Linked DNA regions of Homo sapiens: region 2 is linked to region 1. Evidence: chromatin loops called from intact Hi-C (ENCODE). Cell type or tissue: heart right ventricle. All regions are shown on one strand. Links, peaks and the distances in the headings refer to the core of each region. The heading gives the core; the rest is flanking DNA.

Region 1 (2,500 bases), core at 1-2,500:
CTGCCTCCTGGGTTCAAGCGATTCTCCTGCCTCAGCCTCCCGAGTAGCTGGGACTACAGGCTCCTGCCACCACGCCTGGCTAATTTTTTGTATTTTCATAGAGACAGGGTTTTGCCATGTTGCCCAGGGTGGTCTTGAACTCCTGAGCTCAGGCGATGTGCCCGCCTCAGCCTCCCAAAGTGCTAGAATTATAGGTGTGAGCCACCATGCCCGGTCTTAAAAATTTTTTTTACCATAGAAGTCAAACACTAAAGTTTACAAATGATTATCTTTTAAAATATTCCTTCAGACAGAGTCAGTGACATTCCTATTCCCTTGAGGGGGTCATGTGGAAAGGAAGAAGTTGTACAAAAGCATCTACAAACAGTGTTGCAACTTCAGGGCACCAAGAGTTCCAGACAGTGTACATTGAGGTGGCTTCAAGGAAAGGGGTGGCTGGAGAGGTAGTCAAGGACAGGATGGGGAGGGACATCTGGGCCTCTCACACAAATTAGAACCCAGTCTGCAGGGAGGTGGAAAGGGCTTAGAGTTAGGAGTGCAATGCCATTTTGCTAGGAGACTGAGCAGCAGGGCCAAGCTCTCTGGGTTTGGATCTAGACTTTGCCACCATGGCTCTGTAATCTTGAACAAGTTACTTAACCAGAGTTTTCTTCCATTGTAAAATGATGTTAATAGCATCTATTTCAGAGGAGTGTTGTGACACTGTAGTTAAAATGAGCAGAATTATACCTGGTATGTAGAATTAGCCATGACTACTACTAGAACTTCAGTCATTGTTACCTTTTTGTGCTTTCTTGGCTAAGTGTTGCTGCCTGGGAGCTCTGACACCAGTGGGCCTCCAATATTCCCTTATAGGAGTGACTGAGTAACATCAATCTGGTTGGAAGTTGTGGAGGTAGGTAAAGGTTCCACTTGATACCATATCTGCATAGCTATTCAGGCAAGAGTGACTAAAGTTAACTGATCAAATAAAATAATGAGGTTCTGGAGGTTAGGGTGTGGTTAAGGTCTTGCTAATGCTACACGTATTGTGTGTGGGGGAGGGCAGGAAATGAGACTGACTAAGATCTATGGCAATGGCTAACACTATACAGCTCTAGGAAAGTTCCTTTTACATCAGTATCTACTTAGTGCTCCTGCTTAAACCTCTGCTCTACAATGAAAGCAGGGAACTAAAGTAAGATGGATGGGGAGAAGCACCAATGGTCTAAATATGTCTGAGACTTGAAATGCAGAGGAAGTTACAAAGCCATGGCAAAGGTTGAGTTTGTTTGTTAAAATATATGATGTGTTTCAGCACACGTATGTTTATTGCAGCACTATTTACAATAGCAAAGACTTGGAACCAACCAAATGCCCATCAATGATAGACTGGATTAAGAAAATGTGGCACATATACACCATGGAATACTATGCAGCCATAAAAAAGAATGACTTCATGTCCTTTGCAGGGACATGGATGAAGCTGGAAGCCATCATTCTCAGCAAACTAACACAGGAACAGAAAAACAAACACAGCATGTTTTCACTCATAAATGAGGGTTAACAATGAGAATGCATGGATACAGGGCGGGGAACATCACACACTGGGGCCTGTTGGGAGGAGTGGGGAAAGGGGAGGGAAAGCATTAGGACAAATACCTAATGCATGTGTGGCTTAAAACCTAGATGATGGGTTGATAGATGCAGCAAACCACCATGGCACATGTATATCTGTGTAACAAACCTGCACATTGTTCACATGTATCCCAGAACTTAAAGTAAAATAAAATATATATGTATATGATACATTTCATCAAAACATGAGAAATTAAAAGAACAGCATCTCAGCTTCCTCATAAGTTTGCACACACAGGAGTAGATTTTAAGATTCTTGTTTGTCTCAGGGATTGTTCTAACCTTCATTAGGAATGCCAACTTGATTTGCTACTAGTTCCCAGCCCAGCTGAGCTGGGGAGTTTTTTTAGAGCATGAGGTCTCTCATATTGCTGTGCAAGTGTCTGCTGGCTGCAGACACAGGTCCCCAGCATGGTTCAAAGCCAATTTCTGTCCCCCACCTCACTCAAGAATGGCACTGTGGGGGCATTTGTCATGGCCTGAGAACAGGGCAGCAGGGACTGCTACCATCCTTTGATGTCGTGCAAGCAAAATACCCATTGTTTTTCCATTATTGAATATCTATTCTTTTCCCATAAGTTTGAAGTCATAGCTTAAAACATTAGAATGAAATATTACCCCCACCCCACCCCTTCAGCTGGATAGAGGACAAAGAGAACACAGAAACCTGAACACTCATGGCAGAAACATCCACAGAAAAATGCCTCTGTTTCCAAATTAATTTGGGTAGTGTCACCATTTGCTTTGCTATTATGTCAAGCCTTGCTTCCAGGGGCAGAAAGGTTTTACACAAATAGATCGTTAGTACTGTAGGGAGTTGAAGTTTACTCAATCACTACAAGAGCCACGGCTTTCAGAGCTTCTGACCATGACCCAGTGTAAG
Region 2 (3,775 bases), core at 257-2,756, 76 kb before region 1:
ATTAACACAGACTAGAGAGATCGTAGTATCTGAGTGACTCCGTGTTTGTATTTTGTGTATTTGAGTCAATAGCCCCAGAACAACAAAAAGAATCGTCTTTGTGAATAAATCTCTCACTGATAGGAAGAGCTCTAAAGGGACCCAAGTAAAGAGCCAAGACCCCCAAGGGCTGTCCTGCCCTGCCTAGTTCTGGGGAGAGGGAGCTGGGGGCGGAGGACAGAGGGAGGGAAACTGAGGCCAGGCCGACCTCTGGGCCAGGGCGGTGGGCCTCTCCTAGCGTGGGGGGTTGAAGGGGCTTCTCCCTGGGGCTGCAGCTGCACCCCTGCAGGGGCGCCTTTCCTACTACGCTGCAGGGAGACGGCGTTCCCCGGAGTTGGGGAGGGAAGTGCGTTGTAGCCCCAGATTCTCTTTCACAGGAGGCTGAGCTGAGGGGGACCGGGCGAGGAGCAGGGCGTCACCCACTGCGAAGGGCTAACTCCGTGCCTTTCTCTGGGTAGCCACAAACCCAACACCCAGTCAGACCAACCACAGTTCCCAAACGGCTTCCTTCCATGCAGCTCCCTTCCGTTCCCGCCCCTGCCCTGCCCTTCAGGGAAGCCGGGAGTGGCGGCTGGGCAGTGGCCTTCCCGCGTGCCCACATCCAGGCGGAGTGGAGCGGCGCTCACGGGCAGGGCCAGGCGTCCAGTGGTGTCCCAGGGGACGCGGGGTGGGAAGCGACCCAAGGCTCTAAGGGGAATGGACAGGGGAGGGCGCCGACCTCACAGGGACGCCTGGGGAACACATCGGAGCCACACCTCTACCTCCTAACTCTACAGGAAGGGATCTTGCAGGGAGCAGGAGCACCCGGTGGCACATGCCTTTTGGGAGAAGGGAAGTGAATTCGCTGTTCTCACTTTTTCAGAGCTGTGAAAAAGTCTGTCTGGCTTCTGACCCAGAGAATCTTACCTTTTTTGTCTTTTGAAGAGAAGGGCGCTTAATGAAGAAAAAAAAAAGCTGTCATCTTCTAAACAAGAGGAACAATTATTTTTCCAGCTTTTTTCTCTTGGAAAGAAATTTACTTCCTGTTCGTAGTTCATTCCTTCCCTCTTACACGCATGCGTTCATTGAGGAGGACTCTTCCCAGTCGCCTCCTTGCCCAGCCTGCTAACTGCTAGAAACCAACAAGGGCATACCAGGGTCTGACTTGGGAAGAGTTGCCAATCCATCCAGGAGGGCCCAGTGAAAGCAAACATTCCGAAGGTAGGTAGCCATGATGGAGGGCAGCCCCCAGAACATGAGCAGACCTCCCCTGCAGGAATCCTCTCCCTGTGGGGAGGGAGCAACGAATCAAATCTCAGCTCCCTGGGGGATATCTGACACCCCCACCTGTGGGATTGTGCCATCCCCAGCCTCAGATAACACATGAACACACACAAAGAGAGCCCCAACTCCAAGCTTTCAGAGAAGTGACATTTTAGCATTCTTGAAAGATGAAGCAGATGTTGCTCAGGGAAAGAAGGCAAGGAAGGATGATCTAGGCAAAGGGACAGGTCTATACAAAGGACAGTGGCTTGAGAACGTGTAATGCATTTAACTGACCTTCTGGAGGGCAGTTGAGTTAGAGAGGATGCAGGGGGTACCCAGACAGAGTGATGAGAAGAGACTGAGCAAGTAGGGTCAAGTCCCACGTGGGCTTGAGAAGCGAAGGAATCGCTTCAGCTCTAAATTAGCTCGGATGTATTTGCAGCAAGTTAATTTTCCCTGTTTGGATAATATTAAGTATTCAGCTGCCAGACAGTGGGGTGGGGAGAACTTTCAACAATACTAAAAGAAACCCATACCTTGATAATTTACTTTGCTATCTGATGAGCATGAAATTAATTTCCATATTAGCACATTATGTGGAGATAAGACACAGATAATACAAATTACAAAAGACACGTAGGTCTCTTACTAAATTTCTGAGGAATACAGTGTGTGCATTAGTCTGAAGCCAGGGAACCTAACGCGAGAGAGATTTGCAGGGAGCAGCAGTACAGAGATGGATTACCCGGAGAAATAGGTTTGGCTCTGGTGCTGATGTTTTCTTTTCCTCTGTGAATGGAAAAAGATAAGACATTTCTTATAAAATGTAACCATTTCTGGCATGCTTTCCCCCAATTCCTCACACATGCACACTCCCCAAGTGCTGCCAGACACAGAGGCCAGCTCTCAGCAGGACAACGGAAGTTCATTATCCAGCCATGTAGGGCTCTCCAACCCAGGCCCCCACGATCCTTGCAGAGGAATTGTGCAAATCCAGGGGGAAATGCCAGTTTCCAGTCCTCTCCGGCTTGGCTCTGTGTTCTGTCAGTCCAGCTTTGAATGATGAATTGATGAATTTCCCATTCGGCCTAAGGCTCTGAGACACCATCACCACTGAGCCTAATCCTAATGCGTTTTTAACTTTTTCCCCTTTTTAACCAGGCTCCAAGGAGAAAAGATTGCTTTGAAAATACTCCCTGGACAGGCTCACAGACAGCCAGAAGGATGAATGCCACTTTATTTGAAAGACTGAAGGCACTGGGGGTAAAAGAGTTGTTAGAAACAACCAGCATGGGCTTCAGACCCCCATGGCTGTGGCCAAGGCCAGCTTGTAGCACCCTCAGGACTGCTTGTGGCCTGCCTGGCCCTCTCTACATAGAGAGGAGGATGTTTAGCAGGTATATAGCATGTGAGCTGTCCTATTCTGGAAAGAATGGAGACAAGGGCCAGGACTCGGTTGGCCATGACCTTGCTGTATGACCTTGGGCAAGTCACTGAATCTTCCTTTTTCCTCCCCCGTTCAATGAGGAGGTTGAGCTACATGATCTCTAATATCCCTGTGAATGTTAATGTTTATTATTTCTATTATTCTATTGATTAAAAGCCATGTCATGTTTTTGCCTTATGGTGGACATGGTGGTGGGCCTTCCAGATAACCCTTTAATGAAGACCTTGTTGACCAGCAGTTGAGAATGTCATCGGGAAAAATGGCCTCTGCTGCAGAGGGCTGCCTGACCAGATGGATGTGGGTGTCAAGGCTTGGACCTTTCACCTCTACTTGTTACTATGCCAAAGGGTGTTCTAGCTCCACAACTCCTCACGCAGTTGCCAAGGCTGTCATTGGGCCTCAACTTCTCTCCCTGCCCAATCCTGCTTCAGCCCCTTCCTCCCATGAAAGCTTCGCCTTAACAAGTAGCCTGCATATTACCCTACTTCTCAGAGTTAGCTTCCTAGGAAGCCCAGCCTGACACACCCATTTCCATAGACTCATACAATTTTGAGCCTCCAACTTTTCCTTCCCCAGCCTAGTCTTCCTCCATTGCCATTTTACAAACAGAGAAATAACAGCTCAGAGAATGACTTACCAAGTTCACTCTGTCGGCAGAACTAGGGCTATATCTTCAGTTCTCTGAGTCTCGGCCATGTCCTCTATCCATCATACCTCACTGCTTTCCCCAACCTATCTCATCTTCCTTGCATAGTGCAGAGAGACATGTAGGCAGAGATAGATCGACTCATCCATCCATCTCCACTGCAAGGGACGTAATAAGCAAAGGCATGAATTCATGAGTTATTTGCTGCCTCTACTTTAAATAGATAAGCCATCAGTTTTCATTTGGGGATTTTTTTTTAACCTCTCTGCAAGGCTGTATCACAAAGACACTACAAGCTCTGGATTAGGAACTAGGAAGCTTGGGTTTTCATCTCAGCTCCTCACTCTCACATTGCAAAAATGCTGCAGCTTGCTATTAGGCTCTTTCAGATGTGAAGG

Evidence for each region. Peaks named below come from ENCODE experiments on the same cell type or tissue, not always from the same donor. Only the 100,000 strongest peaks of a DNase experiment are listed, where the experiment ranks them.
Region 2: a loop joins it to region 1, with 2.0 times the contacts of the local background. A loop is called at or near these places in 3 of 110 quality-filtered maps.

The regions. Positions count from the first base shown.
Region 1 is chr2:134,103,931-134,106,430 of GRCh38, forward strand. No RefSeq gene overlaps it. Among named protein-coding and RNA genes, the nearest start is that of MIR3679, 22 kb to the right of the region's middle. In heart right ventricle, for the core only: no CTCF peak of the experiment used is centred there; no DNase peak of the experiment used is centred there.
Region 2 is chr2:134,027,490-134,031,264 of GRCh38, forward strand. It overlaps LOC105373628 (a long non-coding RNA gene), which reads right to left. Exons shown (of 5, transcript XR_001739715.2): 1 at 3,369-3,775; 2 at 2,030-2,073; 3 at 946-1,305. Among named protein-coding and RNA genes, the nearest start is that of MIR3679, 98 kb to the right of the region's middle. In heart right ventricle, for the core only: no CTCF peak of the experiment used is centred there; a DNase peak (open chromatin) is centred at 1,224; H3K4me3 peaks cover 1,058 bases; H3K27me3 peaks cover 1,408 bases.